3 separate regions of the Homo sapiens genome follow, and regions 1 and 3 are each linked to region 2. A link is an interaction called in ENCODE POLR2A ChIA-PET data of the cell type or tissue named here. Cell type or tissue: MCF 10A. All regions are shown on one strand. Links, peaks and the distances in the headings refer to the core of each region. The heading gives the core; the rest is flanking DNA. Region 1 overlaps SGMS1 (sphingomyelin synthase 1). Region 2 overlaps SGMS1 (sphingomyelin synthase 1). Region 3 overlaps SGMS1 (sphingomyelin synthase 1).

Evidence for each region. Peaks named below come from ENCODE experiments on the same cell type or tissue, not always from the same donor. Only the 100,000 strongest peaks of a DNase experiment are listed, where the experiment ranks them.
Region 1: POLR2A ChIA-PET joins it to region 2 with 6 read pairs; 1 of 35 experiments calls an interaction of 5 or more read pairs at or near these places.
Region 3: POLR2A ChIA-PET joins it to region 2 with 7 read pairs; 3 of 35 experiments call an interaction of 5 or more read pairs at or near these places.

Annotation. Positions count from the first base shown.
Region 1 is chr10:50,601,940-50,608,905 of GRCh38, forward strand. The region is part of intron 1 of SGMS1 (sphingomyelin synthase 1); the gene reads right to left. Among named protein-coding and RNA genes, the nearest start is that of SGMS1, 19 kb to the right of the region's middle. In MCF 10A, for the core only: no CTCF peak of the experiment used is centred there; a DNase peak (open chromatin) is centred at 3,612.
Region 2 is chr10:50,392,356-50,399,321 of GRCh38, forward strand. The region is part of intron 6 of SGMS1 (sphingomyelin synthase 1); the gene reads right to left. Among named protein-coding and RNA genes, the nearest start is that of ASAH2, 140 kb to the left of the region's middle. In MCF 10A, for the core only: no CTCF peak of the experiment used is centred there; DNase peaks (open chromatin) are centred at 1,036, 1,636, 2,676 and 3,106.
Region 3 is chr10:50,501,222-50,508,187 of GRCh38, forward strand. The region is part of intron 3 of SGMS1 (sphingomyelin synthase 1); the gene reads right to left. Among named protein-coding and RNA genes, the nearest start is that of SGMS1, 120 kb to the right of the region's middle. In MCF 10A, for the core only: no CTCF peak of the experiment used is centred there; a DNase peak (open chromatin) is centred at 2,990.

The DNA of each region.
Region 1 (6,966 bases), core at 918-5,917, 210 kb after region 2:
TGACTGTGTTTTGACTGCAACCCATCACATGAGGTCAGGTGTGAAATTTTCCACTTGTGGAGTCATATTAGTGCTCAAAAAGTTTTGGATTTTGGAGCATTGCAGATTTGGGATTTTCAGATTTGGGATGCTCAACCAATACCCATTCTCTGGACACTTTATTCTTCTCCTGATACTCGCCTCTGATAACAGAGTTCAGGTAACTCTGAATCACCTTGTTTTAATCTCTCCAAACACTGTTCCCACTGCTGAGCTGTCAATCAATGATCCTGTCAGCCTAGAAAACCCTGCCCCATCTCTGCTTCTTCAAGTTCATTCCAATGCCTACTTCCAATAACCAGCCACTCTGTGGCTCTGCAAATGCAGGGAGAATGTTCTGCTTCCCACAGGAGCTACTTCTGAATTCACCTGTCCTACCTTATGTCATAGCATTTAAAGTTCTTTCAGGGTAGTCCTTATTTAACTCAGTCCTTATTTAACTAACACTTGTGTCACTGGCTGAACCAAGCATGATACTTCTCCCTGTTCAATATCTTTTTGTGTGTTATATCAGGGGAAGAAGGGAGAAGAAGGCTACTGGAGAAGATGCACAGTGTTTATTTGGAGCCTGCCTACTAAACACTTATCAGGCACTCTCCTAGGCATGAGAGGGCAATGACTGAGACAGCAAGGTCCCTGAACTTACACTGAAAATGTGATGTTTATTTTTCTAAATAAATAAATATGCACACATACATAAAGCAAACACATCAAAAAGTTAACATTTGATAAAACTGGAAGCTGGATATATATGCATTTATTGTATTATTCTCAGTAGGTTCCTGAACATTTAAAATATTTTAACAATAAAAAAATTTGTAATGAGAAGAAAATAAACATAAAGCCTCTACTCTCTGTGGAAAGAACTGCTTTGTCAGACTAACTTATTTCCAAAGTGCCAGGATAGAGAAAATTTTACAGTGATCTATTTTGTTTTTAACATCATGCTCCACAGCAGACAAAACAATCAGGAGAAAAGGTGAAAATGAACGAGTTTAGACAATGGAATTCAATTCAGCAACACAATGAGGTTCTCAGCCAGTCTAGGCTGTCTTCATTTCCAACTCCTTATCCTCTGCAATGTTAAATGATAAAATAAAATACCAGAAAAACATAACCACATTCTAAAACCTTTTGCCTCTGAAGAGGAAGCCCTAATAATAACCACTACCATTTTATTCTACATCTACAGTGTGCTGGGGTCTTACAAACATGATCCCCTAATAAACCTGTAGGATGAGCTTTTTACAGATGAGGAAGTTAAGATTCAAACAACTTAAGTAATTTCCTCAACATCCATTGGTTCCATTGCTGGTGAGAGGCCGGAGCCCAGGCTGCGCACCACCAGGGCTGAACCGTGGGTAACAGAGCTAGCTTCCAAATCTCTCTCTGCCGAGAGTCAAACACCTTGGTTTTGTTTTCATTTAACCATGATGCACACCTCTCACTATCTGATACTCCTTCTCTTACTTATCGTAAACTTCTGGGCTCCCACAAAGGAGTGGATCTTACACAGAGAAAGCAGTCTCTAGTAGTAAATTCAGTAAATTTAAAAAACACACACACACAAAATCCAAGAAATCACAGTCTTGAGATACAGTATCAAAAACCGTACCTCCAAATGGTAACTCAAGGCAACAAAAAAATTGAGGGGTAAAAAACTAAATTGCACAACACACTGCAGTCATCAAAGAAACACTGCATGATTGTTTTAAATTGAACAGCCTTAACCTCTGAAGGGACCTTAATGTTGTAGTCAGCAACAAACCTGTGAAAAGAAAAAGAATTGGTAAAATCACTTTCTAATGTTATGTATCTTTAAACACTTGTGACTGTGAAGAGTGTACAAAATTTATCTTCCACATGTAGACAGAGGGGCAGGACAAGCTAGAGCATACATAAACAGGTTAAGATTTTATTATTTACTAAATTTTCAAAAATGTAGAATAACATTAAACTTGAAATACATGCCATTGTTTATTCTAGTAGGAGTTACATTAACCATTCTGGAAACAAAATATAGATCAGAAAATGAGAAAAGTCAGATTTAATCTAAACGTCAACATTTCTGACCCCTAGAGTTTATTCCTAAAATAGGGGCCTCAGTGCAAAAACGGCACTGTACACTTTGCTTTTCTATCACTTCCTCCTGCACAGTCTAAGCTCTGATGACAGCTCTCAGACAGTAAGGAAACTGCTGAGTCAAAACCACATAATCAGAGCCCTCCACCAGCTGGACCCTCATAAACCTGACACCCCACCCAAAAGAAAGCAAACTGGTCCCCCACATGAGCCTGCACGTAACAGGCTGCTCACCACCAGGGCTGAACCGTCGGTGAAATTTACATGTGCAACCCAAGCAGAGGTTCCAGGGACGGTGTCTAAAGAAGAACTATTAGGAAGATAAGAGAACCAGAACTGTAGAGAGCCACCAAAAATGCACAACATATAACAGACTCCAACAGCAAACAGGCAATTATTTGCCTAGACGTCTGATACAGTGCCAGGTTAGCTCACTGCACTTGAAATTTTAACGGCACAAAAGAACCGCAATTATCTTTTTTCCCAGAGACACATTTCTTTGATTACATCTTGCATGCTGAAATAAAAAATTTATTCAAACAGTTTCAAGGTTATTCTTTGGAATGGAGTATTTGACTGATTGCCAAATGTATAAATTATATGACTAAGTATTAAACATGTGTGTTTACTTTGTTCCAGAGGTCACCTATTTAAATCAAGGACTTAAAAAGTCCTCGATTGATCAACTCCACAAAAAAGAAGAAAGATTATTTATCCCTATAAATCTACACATACACCCATCAGTAAAAAGACCAAGACAGACTCCAAAAAAATGACTAAAAAGATCATACAAGAAATATAAATATAACACAATACACAATGCTGTCAGTAAACTCACCGATAAGCCTCCATCTTCAGATAGATCATGTGCCTTTAGAAAATGTGAGCAATGTAAACAAACAGATTTGACTGGCATTGTTTAAAACCACCAGTTAGTCACATTTGATTTTTATCAGGCCTATAACGGTACAAAACATTTCACTTCTGTTACTACAAAGCTGGAAGCTAATTTCAATTTCCTACATCTCCACAAAAAAGCACCTACAGACATGTCACTGCAAGATGCCCAGGCACCACAAAACCCCGGACCACTGCATGGAGTCAGTGGGGAGCATACTGCTCTATATTCTCCATTGGGCCTCCCCTACCACCCAGATTTGGGAAAAAATACAAATTAAAATCAAGGGAGCTTGCTGTGCAAACACAGCCTGTAGCTCAGAACCTCAGCCCCACTTCCAAACAGAATGTCATCCATAAACAGAAATTCCAGAGCTGCCACAGTGAGACAGGCTCACAGAGAAGCATACCACTGAAATAAATCATATCTGCATATCCAGTGAGCATTTAACCAGCTCAGAGTGAACTAAGGAACCAAACACTACTGCCAGATTTTCCCTCCTAAGGTACTGACAAGTAAGAGCTATCAGAGCAAAAGATATGAAAACACCGGCTGTTTTCCAACAACCCTGACAGGACTTGCTCAAGGTTGCTGCCAAGTTTGCTGGTGAGACTGCTCTGAAGTATTGTGAAACCACACTCTTGACCTCAGGCAGTACTAATACCTTCAACTAAACACTGTTCAAAGTGGTGGGTGTGTTTATAACTGTAAAGGCAGAATTTCCTTGACCACACAGTGATAAGGCACCCTCTAATAAAACTGATCACAAGAAGGCACATATTTTTATTTTCCTTTTTATTTATACAAATGTATGGGGTACATCTGCAATTTTGTTACATGCATAGATTGCATAGTGGTCAGGTCAGGGCTTTTAGGGTATCCATCCCTCAAATAATATACATCATACTCATTAACCAATTTCTCCTCATCCTCCCCACTTCAACCCCTTCACCCTTCTGAGTCTCCATTATCTATTGTTCCACTCTCTACATTCATGACAAGGAACATATTTTAAGAGACACCTTATTTTCTTTTAAAAAGAGTCTCTTGAAAGATGTTTGTCTTGAACAAATATTTGTACACCTGTGTTCACAGCAGCACTAACCACAACAGCAAAAGATAGAAGTAACCCAAGTGTCCAATGACAGATGAATGGATAAACAAAATGTGGTATATCCATACCATGGAATATTAAAAAGGAAGGAAATTCTGACACATGCTACAATATGCGTGAACTCTGAAAACATTATGCTAAGTAAATCAAGCCAAATACTAAATAGTTCCACTTATATGAGGTACATAGTCAAATTCGCATATACAGAAAGTAGAACAGTGGTTTTCCAGGGGCTAGGGGTAAGAAACAATGGGAATGATTGTTTCATGGGCATAGAGTTTCAGCTTGGGATGAGGAAGTCATTCTGGAGATGGATGGTGGAGATGGTTGCACAACAATTTGAAGGTACTTAATGCCACTGAACTGTATACTTAAAAATTGTTAAAATGGTACATTTTGTGTATGTGTATTTTACTATAATCAAAAAAGATGTTTGTACTTGTTTAAAGTATAGATTTGGAATAGTAGAAATATTTTAAAACTATAAAAATACAACATATATTTCTATGCATATTTAAGAATCTACCAAAGTTGTCTTCAGCTTCCACACTTGGCGAAAATCTGACCTTCAGTCTCAGTCTGGAAAGCTAAAGAGCAGGATGCATTCTTCAAATGTCACTTCTGGCATCCTTGAACTGATGTATGATCAATGATTGCATCACCGTGTAAGTAAACATCACAACAGCATGACGTCAGTGATATGAACAAGGCATTATATTTGAATATCTGCTGTTAGTATCCAAAGACTCATTTTCAAATGTCGGTGAACATTCCAGATGTATCCTAGAATCTCCTGCATCCATCAGCAAACTATATGACACTCAAGATTTTGTCACGTACTTACCAAAGATGTTCAAAGATGGAATGTCTGGTTATTATATAACAAAGCTCAGCTCTAGCATTGTACTTTTTTTTTTTTTTTTTGAAACAAGGTCTCACTCCATCACCCAGGCTGAAGTGCAGTGCCATAATCACAGCTCGCTGCAGTCTCAACTTCTTGGGCTTAGGTGATCCTCCCACCTCAGCCTCCCAAGTAGCTGGGACTACAGATGCACACCACCACACCCAGGTAATTTTTTTTTTTTTTTTTGGTAGAGATATGGTTCTGCTATCTTGTCAAGGCTGGTCTCAAACTCCTGGGCTCAAACGATCCACCCACCTCGGCCTCCCAAAGTGCTAGGATTACATGTATGAGCCACTGTACCTGGCCTAGCATTGTACTTTGTGTATAACAGCATTGACATGGCAAGTCTACTAACAATATTAAAGAGCATGCTTACTAACAGTCAATGGTTGCTTGCAGGGAAAGCAGTCAATTGTTGAAAACTGAGGGTACCTTGAGAGGGCAAACATTTGTCACATATTACCTCTGCAAAGATTCTTCTGTCATTCTTCTCCAGGGAAGATATTGAAATTAGTGTGCAGGCAGTGAAAGCTAAGATGCAGATGGAGATTCCAAAACAGCTCTGTTATCTTGAAAGCCAATTTCATTTCTCTACAGCCACACTTTTAGAGCCAAAGCTTAAGGATGCATTTTTCTCTCAACTGGTTGTGTGAAGCAGCAAGTGAGTACAAAAATATCAGGGAAAAATGTGTAGAAGGACAACAATTTCACTTCTGCTTCTGAGATTATCCAGATATATTCTCCTTCAAACAGTGCACAAAGCTGGGGTTAGGAAATACTAAAATGAAACCACATCATCATTGCCAAGAAAATCTTCAGGTCCAGGAGTCACAGAGAAGACAAGTCAGTTATATGACAAAAGATTAATAAGTTGGAAAGAAACTACCACTCATATTGTATTACATGGACAGAGCCAGCAAAAATAATAATATAAAAACAAACTAAACAAATAAGTAAAGGCCTTGCTCCTCCCTCCTCCAACTCAGATCAAAGTCAACATCCACCCAGTATCACAAACATTAACAGCACTGATCGTATATGCTAAGAAATCAAGTCCCTGTACCACAATGCCAAATTCTATTTTAATAACAAAACTGTAATAATGTTTATAAAATGTCAAACTTGTACTTGTATCCCAGAAGTCCATTCTAGGACAGCAAGATTTAGCTTTGGCAATACTATTCCTTTCAGCATTCCACCTTTCAGCATTTGATCAAAATGTGCATTTGGTGAACATCTAATATTTATAGAAAATAGATCAGAGAGATATACACCAAAATGATAACAGCAGTTATCTATGTGTAATAGGGTTATTACTATTATTTTAACTTATACATTTTCTAAATAAAGGAGGAAGAGCAAGAGGGGAAAGAGAAGGAAAAGGGTAAGAGAAGAGGAGGAAGAGAAATAAGAAAAAGAAAAGTTGTCCTTGAAAGAAAACCCATCTGGCTAAAAGGCTAGTGCAGAGCAGCCTTGGGCGGTCAGCACAGGCTGTACACCACAAGATTTCAGGGGACGCTACTCAGTGCCCACTCCTCAAACACTGTGCTGAAGCCACCCCACCCTTACACCTCAGCCTCCCACAGTGCTGGGAGAGAAAAGAGAGTTTCAAGGAAGATAGTATTATCATCGAAATTTAATCAGTGTGATATCTTTATTACTTAAAGCTTTTTAAAAAATCAGTAATTTCAAGTCAAAGATGTAGCCTAATAACAAGTACAGAGAAACACACCTGATATGACTATACAGGTGGCAAAATTGCCTGTGAAGGAGACATTCTTTTTGTAGACTTCCTATGAATACAATCACCCCTCAGTAACTCAGGAGATTGGTTCCAGGACCTCCAGGGACACCAAATTCCGTGGATGCTCAAGTCCATCATATAAGATGGCATGATATTTGCATATAACCTACACAAATCCTCCTGTA
Region 2 (6,966 bases), core at 1,020-6,019:
TGGTTTCTTTATGGGTTTAAAAAATAATAAACATCATCATGACTTAGATTTGAGTCCATTTCTTCTAAACATAGTATACAAGTGCACAGTCTTTCACCTAACTGTACAAGGTCGCGAGGTAGCAGTGATACCTCTGGGTTCTACTGGTGACTAGGTTCTACTGAGACGTGAACTGCATACCAGCAGAGCTGTCTTCCTCAGGATCCATGAAGACCAGCCCAGCAAGCGCCATGCAAAGGACAACACTACCAGAAAGTGTACCTTCATAACATCACCAGGGCACAGTCCAAGTGTTATTTCAGAAACAAGAGAAAGAAAAGTCAACAGACAAAAGGTAAATAATTGAAAAACGAACATGACAACAAAGTATGGGAGTGAAATGGTATGATGTCTGGGATTTGTCTTAAAATACTGCCCCTCTTTCCCCAGAACTAAGTAGGGGAAAGGGAGAGAGAGAACAAGAATCCAGAAAGTTGATTGTTAATGCTGGGAGATACGGATATGGAGTTCATTCTACTATTCACTTTACATTCTGTGTTTTTTTAAACTGCCATAATAAATTATCTTTAACTTGAAATTTAATCTGGTATGAACCCAATTTGGTTAAAAAATAATACAAACATAAAGCATCCAGAAAGTTTTTTTTTTTTAATGAACCAAAAAATTTATGTTGGGTGGTGGGATGAAATTAAAGAATAAGTCAACTGACTTCACAAAACTGCTGAGCAGAGGAGCCACTATTTACAGCAAGCAGCTCTTCCCACCAAGTCTCACACATACACCAACATTTACTGGGGCCACCATCTTATTAATAATCTACCCATGCATACAGCATTCCTTGAACAAAGTGGGACCTAACCCTGAAAGGGCACCCAAATATTACCCACGTTACACTCTCTATGGGAGGGCTTTATCCACTAGCCCTTTCCTCAAAGAAAGAAAAATACGTCCAATTTCTCAGACTAAAGAAACCAGGTCAAGTCAACAGGAGAAGAGAAAGGAAAGGCAAAAAGATCCAACCCTGACGCACAAGAATGACTCACATTAGACCGATGATAAAAACCAAAGAAGCACAAATCACTGCCTGTCACTTAACGGGAAGATACCTGCTAAAGCTTTACTCTGTATTTTCTCAACCTCTCCTTATTTCCTTACTAGATCCAAAGGCATACAAGACAAGCAGGAAATATATAAGGAACTCCATTATGGCAGATAAGGAGGCACGTCAGGCAATGACACACCATTCCTAGTAACTCCATTTCATAAAGGCACTGATCTGTCACCCACTGATCCCCAGGGCTGATTAAAGGCAATGAGTTCTGAGACCAATTACTAGAGGTATCTACAGAGACTGTGGACCATTTCTGAAACCTGTCCCACAAAAAGACAAAAGATTTTCTTGGCAAAATATTTCTATATTATTAATAGTAAAAACAACCAAGATTCAGGTGATAGCAGCTTTGGCTGATCAGGACAACTTAAAAGATTTTGCAGATGAGCTGGCAAAGGTCCAAGCCCCAACCAAGGGGATTCTTCGATCGTGCAAGTCCTAGGGACACTGTGCTCAGTTTATCTTCCTAGGACAAGGTACTCATTACCCAAATGTTCAGACTCCTGACCTTTGCCAAGTGAGTCATATATCCTATCTCTATATAGATACCACAAAAGGAGTGGAAAAAACTGCCATACAAGCCAATTCCCTAGGCTGAAGGCAGAAATTACTTAAATCCCATTCTGACATCTTTCTGCTTTGAGTTTTAAGAGAAGTTTTCTTTAAAACAACTAGTCTGTTCCTATCTTACAGATAATGTGACTCTTGTGATGTTTTCCTTTGGCCACCAGGAATCCCTGAGCCAAATGTTACAGGCCAAATCTAGCAACTGGATTGAACTTAAAGATTCAGTGATGATATCTGAAGAGTCTTAGCGTTTGTGTCGTGTTTCCTAAAACAAAGACTCCATCATAAGCCATGTGAATTCCTACTTCAGGACGGACAAGAGTCAGAAGTGGTAATACAGGGAATGGCATAAGTGATTTTCCCTTGACACTACAGATGCGTTCTGAACCATATTTTATGACACCTGACAAAGCAGAATTTGTCAAGCCTTGTTTAAGAGTCCCAGTTGGAGCACCCAGTTGGAAACCCCATTTGCCATTCAATTACCCATAACTGTCAATAGTGTTGATTTTACAATGTGTGGTTTTGAAATAGATCTGCACAAATTCTGGTGCCAGGCACCAAGAAATGGAAATCAAAATAAATCTGAGGTTATATGAAATAAATATGCAATAGCAAAAACAAGTTTTTTAAATAACTGCCTTTGCCTTTTGTTTTAATTCATCTAACTTAATTTCAGGGGCAGAAAAACAAGTCAAGTTTACAATGACTTTCAGGCTGTTAGACCCTAATACTCTAAGTTGTTTTTTTCCAGGATTTTGCTTTTCATTCAACAACAAATTGTTTAGCAACTAATAACTGGTCTGAATTCTTTCTGCCTATCTAAAAAGTAAAAATATGGAAGTTGATGACTATGATTAAGCTTTTTAAAGTAATGAACCAGATTAACAAATCACTATACCATCACGAACTAATCATCATATACAGAATAATTTCATAATCTGCCCACTCCTTTTTGCTTTTACATAACAGGAAGAGCTTGGCAGGAGATCTCTGGCAATACTTTGCGTGAGCTCACATCTAACAAGCTTGTCCCTTTAACAAGAGCAACATCAAGCCCCTGAGGGTGATAAATCAATTTCCTGCCCTCTCTGATCATACTGATTTTGTGTGTGTGTGATTAGACACCTCCCCAAGAAAAAAAACACCTTCATGGTCGCTGTTATGATTAGTATATTGAATGTTTACAATTCTAGGTGCAACTCATAGTAAAAATCAAATCACACGAGTTGTTGGGATCCCTGTAATAAATAGCTCCTTCAAGCTATTAAGGAGCAGGTGTAGCATTTGACTACAGTTAAAGTGCTCTTAAACAATTCTACTTGACTCTCACACTGGATTAGTTACCCCTCACTCAGACATACTGATGCATGTGGATGATTAAGCAACTGCCCGCTGTCATTAGTATTAGCCAACCTAAGCTTGGCAACTCTGCTCCCATTAGTCAATATGCAATGCTTACCAAGACTCACTGTATTTGTCTCCAAACCTGCTTGTTTCCATTATTACATAATTTAAATAAATATTGAGTAATCAATGAAACTGGAGTCTGGAAAGAAAGTGAGCTGTTATTTCCACAAAACTAAATTGAATGCTTTAGAAAGACTTGATAAAGGTAAACAGTCTTACCAAAAGATTGCTGCAAAATTAGAGGTGGTTGAGACAACTTTAATATTCTTACGAGGAAAATGTAACTTAAAATGTGGAAGGATTCAGTATTGGGCTGCTTTGAAGTTTTGATGTTCCGGCATCACTTTAAAGAAATAAAGACTGGACATCGATGAAGGATTATGGGTGGGGCTTGTGCAGGAAAGACAAGAAATGGCACAAATCAGAGGACCCATATTCAAAAGAAAATTCCTTGACACTACATAAAACATTGAGAAATCCTAAACATTTCTGTTTCTAAAGTTAATAAAATGTTTATGGTGGGTATGTATACTGCTGAAAAAGTTATTTCCACCCTTAACCGATTCATCATTCATCTGAGGATCCCAATTCTACTGAAAGAGGAACTAAACCAAGGTCTGGACCCTCCAGTGCATTTCCTCCCTTTCCATGATGAAAAACGTTAACAAAACCAGAAGGGGAAAAGTTAGCCTTTGGTGAAATCTTGCCCTCCTTTTAGTGGCTGTCTCCTCAGGAGTCTTTGCTTCTCTGAGCCCTCAGGGTGGGGCTCCCAGTCCCACCCCTCTAGAGGTCCAAGCTTAAAGACTACCTCTTCTCCTCTCTTTACTTCCCACGTGCAGCCCCCATTATCTTAAGTCCAGGTATTCTCAGCTAGGAGTTGAGCAAAGCAAGGCAAAAGTCAACCCACACAGTAAGGTACATTTCTCTTCCCTAGGATGTTTTGCATTTCAGAAGGTCTATGTTCCACAACTGTAAATGCCTCCAGTTCAAGAGTATACAAAAGAGAAGTGAAAAAATTCAGGACCGTGGAAGGGGGGATATTTTGGAACTAGAGAGAGGAAGGAACATGTTAATCTTAAGACGAATTAGTTACAAATAGAAAGAATTAGACTAACTCCATCTGTTTTTGTTTGTTTGTTTGAGGAAGTGTTGACCTTTCCAAGCCAGTTTCCCTGTCTATAAAAATATGGATACCATCACCTGACTCACAGGATTAAATGAGATAATGAGCTGCAGAGTACCTAGTAGAGTCTAGGCACACAGCAGGTGCTCACCAATCATGGCTGCTTTTAGCAGTCTGTCTTCTCACATCCATCCCCACCCCACCCACAAGTGGCATTATTTTTCACATCTTCCTTCCCCCAATTTCTATACCCAAAGATTCTTTTAAAAGTAGCTAGGTCCCCTCCCCTCAATGCATCCCAACAGCGGCAGCCTCCAGTGTTCTGTTAAAAAGAAAGCTGTGTGGTGAACCGGCGGTGTTACTTGAAGATAAGCACTCCACCCTTCTGCACACTCTCAGGAGCTCAAGTACGGGACACTCAAAATGTGAATATCCGTTGGTTGATTTGTACTATCAAATTTACTCAAAATTAATGTGCAGTAAGATCAAAAGCAAAAAAAAAATGCTTCTTCTCTTTGCATGAGTACTCCCAACCCATTCTCTTCAAATGAATCATCATCTAAGATCTCTGATGTAGTTGCTAGATTTAGAGAACTTGTACATTCTTTGCAAATGGCAGATAACTGCCCTTGAGGAGATGGTTAGCAGCACTCTTAGACAGAGGACTCACTCAGTGTAGGGCACTCTGCAGGACCAGGTAGGATAGATACGTGGTCTCTGTGGGTGTCTAAGTTGTCACTCCCCAGTTCAAGGATCTAGAACCTCAAATCATACACATGCACAATAAAGCAAGATGAAGATGTTAAAGAGGACAGAAGAAACCAAGTATGGTTAGCTGGTCTTAGAAAGGAGACAGGCATGACACCAAAGCAGAGGAGAAGGCGTGCAAGGCAGATAAAGTCAGTTTGCTTTAGCAACATCCTGGCTACACACACAACTGATCACAGCTCACTCTCTCGCCGAGAGAGAAAATGCCTATGTTTAAAAGTTCTGAAGAACAAAGTGTCTGGGTTTATTTAGATGTCCACATCTCTTTGCCTCTGTGCATCTGAGTTATCTCTTCTGGATAAGCATCAGTTGCTATATATTGCTTTGGTTTTTCCTTTAGAAGACAAACACAAGTTGAGGAAGCTGCCTTTCCCGTTTGCCAATGATGATAAAATGCAACAGCTGTTACTTAAGCAACCATTTAGGTTTCAGAGGTATTGAAGATAAATCTGTTATTTCTTCTAAAGAAAAGCTTTTTCCTCTTGAGGTGTTAATTACTGATTTTAAATAAGTCACTAAAATCAAGTAAGTTATGTGACCTACGAAGGGCTGATGGTGACAGAATCTGCCTGAAATAGGTAGAGTGGCACCTAAGAACTCTGCCTCTAAGCCATTTCGCCGCTCTTCAGCATGTGACTTGGGAATGCCTTCTACTTATAGATACATTTCAAAAGGCTACACACAGAAAGTTTTCCGTCCCTGACTTTGTACTCTGGTGTGCTAAGATTTTAGTATATAGTTAATATCATTCTGCAAATTTTTTCTCTCAGTAATAAAGTGAGGCAGACAAGTTTGGTGGTTATTTTTCCACTCTCTCGGAGCTTCTTAAAAAGTAGAGGTCTTCAGAAAACAGTAATTATTCACGTGCAATGACAAAAAATAAATAAGCACACCATATAAAAACAATCAGGCTCTAAACAGATGTATAAATGCAGGGAGTAGACATCTAAAATACTTTCAGGAACTATCAGATGACTTCAAAATATGATCATATCATCAGATTTTGAAATATTAAATAATGAAATGAAATTATCCTAACCTTTAAAAAATATTAGCTTTTAATCCAAACTGGTTTATAAAGGCAATAAAATAATATTTTAAAAATTATTTTAATAGTACAGAGTTACTTAATCCAAAAGAATTGCAGAACGTTTGTAAGCAATTTGAAGCTAACAATACCGGTGTTGTAAGTTGGGATGTGATGTCATAAGTGAGAACTTTTCAGTGTTACTTCTCATGGGGGGAGGTTCTGGTAAGTTTTTGCTATATTTTGGTAGCAAGTCTTCTGAGAAATCAATGCATATTCAGTTCTCAATCAAACCAAGCCAAGAATAACAATTACTATCAAGCCACCACATGAAGAAATTAACCAAACAAGCTTAACAGTTCTCTTGTAATATGGCAAGTATTACCAAAGAAGCCTTATAAACAGAGAAGCAGTTTGTCTCTATGGAATGGAAAAAATATATATATTATTATTATTATTCAAGACAGTACCCTAATATAATAGACAGTTCTAGCTAGGAGTTGTATATAGGCCAAATTATTCAAAAGAGTAAGAAAAGAAATACTACTTATGGATATCAAATTCTTAAAAGTGACAGGTTATATGAAATGTCCAGGACCGGAAACACTTTAGAGACAGAAAGTAGATTAGTAGTTGCCTAGGGCTCGGTGTGGAAGTAGAGATTAAATGTAAAAAGATAAGAGAGGAATCTTATCTTTTAAGAACCGATGGAAATGTTCTAAAACTGGTTTATGGTGCTGGTTGTAGAACTCAGTAAATTTACTGAAAATCACTGAATTATATAGAAAATATACCGCAGTAAGTTGGTTTTTTAAATGACAAGGTGATCATTTGGACTTAGCATTTTAATTGGGACTGGGAGGTAACTAAGGAAGGATGTGCTCAAATTCCAAGTTTTGAGAATATTCATCCCTGTACCTTCTAATAATCTGAATTTCAAAACAGGAGATTATAGTACTT
Region 3 (6,966 bases), core at 940-5,939, 110 kb after region 2:
ATTCTTTTCCAGCACACCAGCATCTCCCTTGTGAAGTCCTTCAATTCTGAGGAACAGAGAAAGGAGAGAAGGACAAGTCCACAAACTCTATCATCCTAACAGCGAATGAAAGGGGTTCACAATTATCTAAAACTTAAAAAGGCAACTATTTCCATTATGTATTTTCTACATTTTATATAAAACTTTATATTATATACAAAAGTACTCTGTTACATTTTTAAGTAGGTAGAATGCTTGGTGAAATACGTTTGATTTTTTCCTCTTTTCTGAGTTCATTAAGGAAATTAATTTGCAGAGATAATTCTATATGATTCACACGCAGACCAAAAAAAATTAGCAGGCAATTCTTGAGCTAAAACAGCTTGTAAATAAACATCATGAATATGGACAAAATGTGAACACCCACAAGGCAAGTAGTGAAGAATTCCACCTACATAAATCTAGTGAGTCATACTTTAATTCAACAAGTTGTCTCTGAGTCCTGATAGGGCGTTCTGTCCTATGTTTGGTGCCACAGGAGTTTCCAGAAACCTCAAGATTAGGGCCCTACTTTCAAAGAGGTTAGACAATGTGGTAAGATGTTAAAATTCATGGTATCATTGAAACCCTAAGAAAAATTCTTAAATTACTTTTTAGATAATAAGACATGATTATAAAAACAATTAAAATTTTAAGTATGGGTATTCAGCCAAACTGCACATCTTGCTTCACTGTCCATCATTGTTGTATGTTTGCTGGGGAAAGGGAGGAGTTGGGTTTTTTTTCATTTGTTTCTTTGAGCAGAGGGCCTCCCTTGTGGACAGAGACTATGTTTCCACAATGTACTGTGTTTGCAATTTAGAAATATGTGGGGTTGGCCTTGCCTGCTGGCTGTCAACAGGAACTGAGTGCCCAGGCCCCTGGCTGTTCTGCCACAAAGTCCCTCCTCCCCCAGAGGCCTCTCACCTGACAAGATAGCTATCTGTAGCTATAACTGATCAAAACTGCTTACCTAGGTAATCATCTCTACTGCCTGCAAAAAGATGACTCTTGAATTTCCACCTCCAGCCTCTCCCCACACAAAGATGATTTACAAATGAGGAAAGAAAAAAAAAAAAAAAAACCAGCACAGCAGGAGAAGTCAGTAAAGAACACTACTGGTCCAGGCTCCTCCCTAACTGAGCTTCCGAGGGAAGTAAGGGAGAGGAGAGGTGCCATCCCACTGAGAGCCCAGTTCCTTCTACCTGCCCATGGAAGGGAAGAAAACAAACTTACCAGCATGCTGACCCTACCCTTCTCTCTATCTGGAAAGTTTAGTCTTTTAGGCATACCCACAGAGCAGCAAATATCTGCCCACATTTCACATTTTCCTAATGAGTTTGTTCTTAAATTCACCAAAATTTTAGTATTCTACTCTTTAAAATTGTGCAGATACAAAATTTTGTCACAGGAAAATATTAGGGAAAAAAGAAGAAGAAGAAATACTTTCCTTTTCAGTCCCCAGGTCTCTAACATCAAATGTATTTATGTGGATGCCCTCAAGACCTCACAGCCTTTTTCTAAAGGAAGTAAAAATTTGCAACTTTATAAATGTACATCAACTTTTCCATTTTAAAAATAGTCCCCAAAAGTGGACTGATTTGTTACTGGTCAGAAAATGAACGTATCACCCAAAAAAAATTCTCAGCACAGATCCAATCTCTCCCATGATGCAAACAGAAAGAAAGATACAGTTAAGCACAACCCAAAATGTAGTGAAATAAAATATCATATGAAACCATGACCGATACAAAAAATGGCTGCCAGAGAAAATTCCTTAAATCTCCAAAGAATCATTTTCTCCAACCCTACCTAGCATGGGAAGAACCACCTTAACTGAATGTGAGAATCCTTTATTCCTTAAAGACATGTGAACTCTATTTGTAATGTCTACAGAAAGCTCAGCCCTGGGAGTAAAATTTTAGATGTTCATCTTCCCTTGTCACTGATGGGGAAATGATTACTTACTACCTGGGCCAGAGAGGGAAAATGAACTTGCAGGCTTATGTGAAAACAGCAAAATGCTGTTTTTCTAGAAGAGCTGATTAGGAACACGCTAATTGTCCTAAGTGTAGCGGAGTGAGACCTTGCTCCCTAGTTCCTGTCAGGCCTCTGAGCCCAAGCTAAGCCATCATATCCCCTGTGACCCGCATGTACACATCCAGATAGCCGGTTCCTGCCTTAACTGATGACATTATCTTGTGAAATTCCTTCTCCTGGCTCATCCAGGCTCTAAAGCTCCCCTACTGAGCACCTTGTGACCCCCACTCCTGCCTGCCAGAGAACAACCCCCTTTGACTGTAATTTTCCTTTACCTACCCACATCTTATAAAACGGCCCCACCCCTATCTCCCTTCGCTGACTCTCTTTTCGGACTCAGCCCGCCTGCACCCAGGTGAAATAAACAGCCTTGTTGCTCACACACAGCCTGTTTGGTGGTCTCTTCACACGGATATGAGTGAAAGTTCCCAGCTCGTGGAGGAGAGAAGAGCAGTTCTGTGGGTTTGGCCTTAGACGACAAAGGCTAGGGTTCACTGCCCCGTGCAGACACAGTCCACAGGCACTGTCACTCTGACAGCCTGATATCACTAGGGCCTGAGAGACTGGGCAAGACAGAGGGCTGTCAACATATGTTGACCACGTCACTGTCTGCACTTAACAGAGCAGATTATCAAGATCGTAGAAGTTTTGTACAGAGAAAAAATGAAGGCCAGGCTAGCTGAGTGATTTACGCTGACTGACACTATGCAACTTTGTGGCTACACATCCTCTCGTGTTTTATAAGCATGTTCTACCTGCATCGATATGAGAGAGGATTCTGAATGAGATGGCCTACATAAACAGTGCCCATAGCTCCTGTCTGAAAATTGAGACACAGTCTGACAAGTATAAACAGACATCTGGAATTCATCATGCAGGGTACCTGAAACCAGGACAGGCTCAGAAAATGCAGGGTGTGTCATCACCCTACCTACCTCACTAGGCTCCCAGGCCCCTCCCCTGGAGAGCTGATTCAGTAAGTCCGGGTGGTGCCTGAGAATCTATATTTTTAATAAGTGCCCTGAGGAAATTCTTAAGCTTAGGTAAGTTTGGGAAACACTGGATTGGACTAATTATACTTTGTAACACTTAGCTTTCTCAAGATAGTTCCTACCTTTAAATCCCATTTAGCACTGTCATCAGTTATGTTAGCTTATAAATGGTAACAATAAATGAATTTTATTTTATCTTAATCCCCCAAATAACATAATTTTGATAATATCCATTTTAAAGAAAGAAGTTAAGTAATTGTGCAAGCTCATACAGGTAGTAAGTGACAAAAGGCAATTCTCCAGGAAGAAGGATGGGAAGATGGGGTAATAGGGAGGGAGAGGCAGGGATTTAAACAGAGATCTAACTCTAACAGCTATACTTGTAACCACTATATACACAGCCTCCTATACAAACATCAATCCTGTTCATTTTTTTTTTAAAGTAATGGCGGTTGACTTATTTCTAAAAGTCAAAAAGGTTTAGAAAAACATTTCTGAGTTATTATTCCTTTCTGGCTATACAGAGACCCAAAGATCCAAAAATATCTCTTAACAAATTGTTTTTATCGACTGCTGCTCTCAAATTTCCCTTTTGATGAAGTTTTGATCCTAGCCTCCATACCTCTCCCCAGTAGTAAAAAGATACAATAAAAAAGTCAACAGCTTGGCCAAGTGCAGTAGCTCACGCCTGTAACCCCAGTACTTTGGGAGGCCAAGGCAGGAGGCCAGGAATTCGAGACCAGTGCAGGTAACACGGCAAAACCCCATCTCTATAAAAAGAAAAAAATACAAAAATTAGCTGGGTGTGTTGGTGTGTGCCTGTAGTCCCAGCTACTTGGGAGGGTGAGGTGGGAGGATGGCTTGAGCCTGGGAGGTAGAGGCTGAAGTGTGCTATGATTGTGCCACTGCACTCCACCCTGGGCAACAGAGTGAGACCCTGTCTCAAAAATAAATTTAGAAAATTAAATTAAAAAGTCAACAGCTCCTCCCATAGAAACAATCAGAGGAATTACAATAGGTTATAATTTAGCCCCAAAATCTAGTCAATACCAGATAGAGGGGTAGATTTTTATACCAATTTATAACGAACAAAAGTCATATTCAAACATTTTTCTAGCTGCTCTGTTCTATCATGCCTAACACTGAAATTTTTTAAAAGAAGAAAATCCATCTTTTCCATTCTTCCTGCCTTAAAAAAGACCTGATATGTCAAGTGAACAGTACTTCTACACCCTTCTCCTCTCCAGCCTCAGGTTAATTTAAAAAGTCACTCAAGTTTGAAAAGGACACAAAAACTATAACCAAAGGCAAACTCATGATTCTTTCAACAAGTACTTATTGAGGGCTTCTAATATGCCAGGCACTGTTCTAGGTGCTATAGATACAGCAGGGAATAAAACAAAGACCTCTGCCCTCAAGGAGTTCATATGCAGCCAACAGCTCATCAGGCAGTGAAAGGTGCTGCTGAGCCCAAGGGTGCAGGGATGGGAGGGGGTGATGTACCTGAAGTGGTCAGGGAAAGTCTCCCTAACAGGGCCATCTGAGCAGAGGCCCGAGGAATGGGGAGCAAAGCACACCATATCTGCGGGGGGAGAGCATCCTCTAAAGAGAAAGGAGGGTGCCCGGCTGACCCCACTCCCACCCAAACCACAATCCACCAACATTTTCTACCTGCAGACATGGCACCAGCCTTCTCCCAGTTGCTCAGGCCTGAAACTGAGCTGTGATCCTTCCTCTCCCTCCTGATTACTCTATCTTCCCATCCTTCTTCCTGGAGAATTGCCTTCCCCATCTCCCTTGTCCTGGAATACTCTCCTCTTACCCTTCAGACTTCTCACTAGAAGTCATTCCCCCAGAGTGAATTTTCTGATCTCCCCATTACATGTAGATCCTACATTACACACTTATTAAACTTACTACACTCTGTACTTCTCCCAGCACTAGTCACAACTATAATTAAATCATTATTTCTGTAATTTAATGTCTGCTCTGCCTCAATAAACTAATCTCCATGAAGGCAAAGACCATATTGATTGTACTCATTTTTGCATCTCTAGTGCCTGAAAAATAGCCGAGTTCAATAAATATTGGAGAAGGAATTAAGCCTTCCTTCTCATGCTTCCGTGTTCTTGCTCAAAGAAAATTTACAGTTGCATTTTTCCATGGCATCATCTATGCCACACAGATTTCCTTCCTAATAAAAAAAAAAGTTAGGAGCTATGAAAAATCCATACATAGATAATGAAGTCCCTAAGTGAGCCATTCAGACCACGTGTCTGCTCAGTTTCATTTCATATTACAGAATCCTACACTAAAAGGGAAGGCAGCAAAGCAGAGCTGCCCACTCACTCCTAAGATCACACAGGTCACTCCTCCAGGAGCAAATTAAAGGGATGTGCTGCTTGTCCACAATTATCAGAATTTTTTTAAATTAAAGATAATGGGAGCCACTTACTCTGTGACAGGAAGTAAAAAGGCAGTGCAGCAAGCACATACCTCCTAATTTAAATGTTAATAGTGGCCACCATTAGCTGCACCCTTCCCAGGTGCCAGGTACCCTGCTAGGTGCTTCACGCACATGACCTCACTTAACTGAACCCAGTCTTTGCAGCCACACCATGATCCAAATGAATAAGTGCTTCAACCCAGGAATAGGAAGCAATACTGTCGGGCCCCAAAACCCCTGCAAAGCATGTCCATTACAACCCATTGTTCTAGTACCAAATGCACCCAGAATGCTGGTACCGAATGGGAAACACACAGCTGCTCTAGTCCAAACTCCCCCAGGCTTATAGGCCCAGAGAGGGGAAGCAACTGGCACAAGATCACACAGCCCATTGGTAGCTAGGTCTGGCCAAAAGCTCTATCCCTGTCAGGCCATCCTTCTGACAGATCAAACCATTCCTCACAGAGGGTCCCTAAAACCCTGAGAATAAGTGTGTCAAGTCAAGCTTTCCTAAGGAACACTGCAATGTTATAAAAAGCCTAAAGTACCATTTAGAGTTGAGCAAAAGCAAAACAGAAGGACTTTATCTCTTCTTTCTTGCAGCTGCCACTGATCTGAGTTCACACAACAAGCCCCTTTGTCTCTGAGCTCCCATGCAGCTCTTCTGAGCGACAGAAGCCCAGGAACACCAAGGTCCTGGGCTCAGGCCAGCCCAAGCTGAGCGAAACAGGCTAAAATACAGGCGGCTTGGACATTCCTTTATCAAACACTCTGGAGGGGCAGAAAGCACAATTTTGCACACATGATCACACTCTGTACCTACAGTGGAGTGAAATCAGGCCTGAGCCATGGAATTCACCTGTGCACCCTGAACAGCACCCTGATTTTTATGATCCCTGTGGCAAATCCTATCACTTGCATCCAACTGAATTTACCATAGAATCCAACCACCTCTTTTTTTCCTCAAATTAGCCAACTACCAGCCAATAGCCTGGTATAATAACACCACTTACCAGAACCACTGGGCCTGCCAGGCTAGACTAAATCAGCAATTACACGCACTTAGTGACAAGAAGTTCTCATGGAGAAGTCCCCAGATGGCTTCATGCTATCCTCAGGGGCCTCAGGCCCCAATACCCTAATACCCTGGAATGGCAATGCCCAAGAGAACTTATGTTCCAACCAGGGGTTCCAAGCCAGTGGCTCCTCTGGTTACAGTAAGCCTCAGCTTAGTTGGAGACAGGAAGAGAACCATTTAATCCCCCACAACAGATCCCATGAGGGACAATTCATGGGATCTGCTAAAGATGTACCCACTCCCTACTACTGGCCCCAGCAACTCAGCCAGTCTTTGACCACCTCAAGCAATGTATGGGCTCCCCAAAGGTGCTGTGTGACAACAATGCTCTATTTAAAACTACAGTCGTTTATTCTGTGAGTTGTTTTTAAAGTAAAAATCAAATGATAATG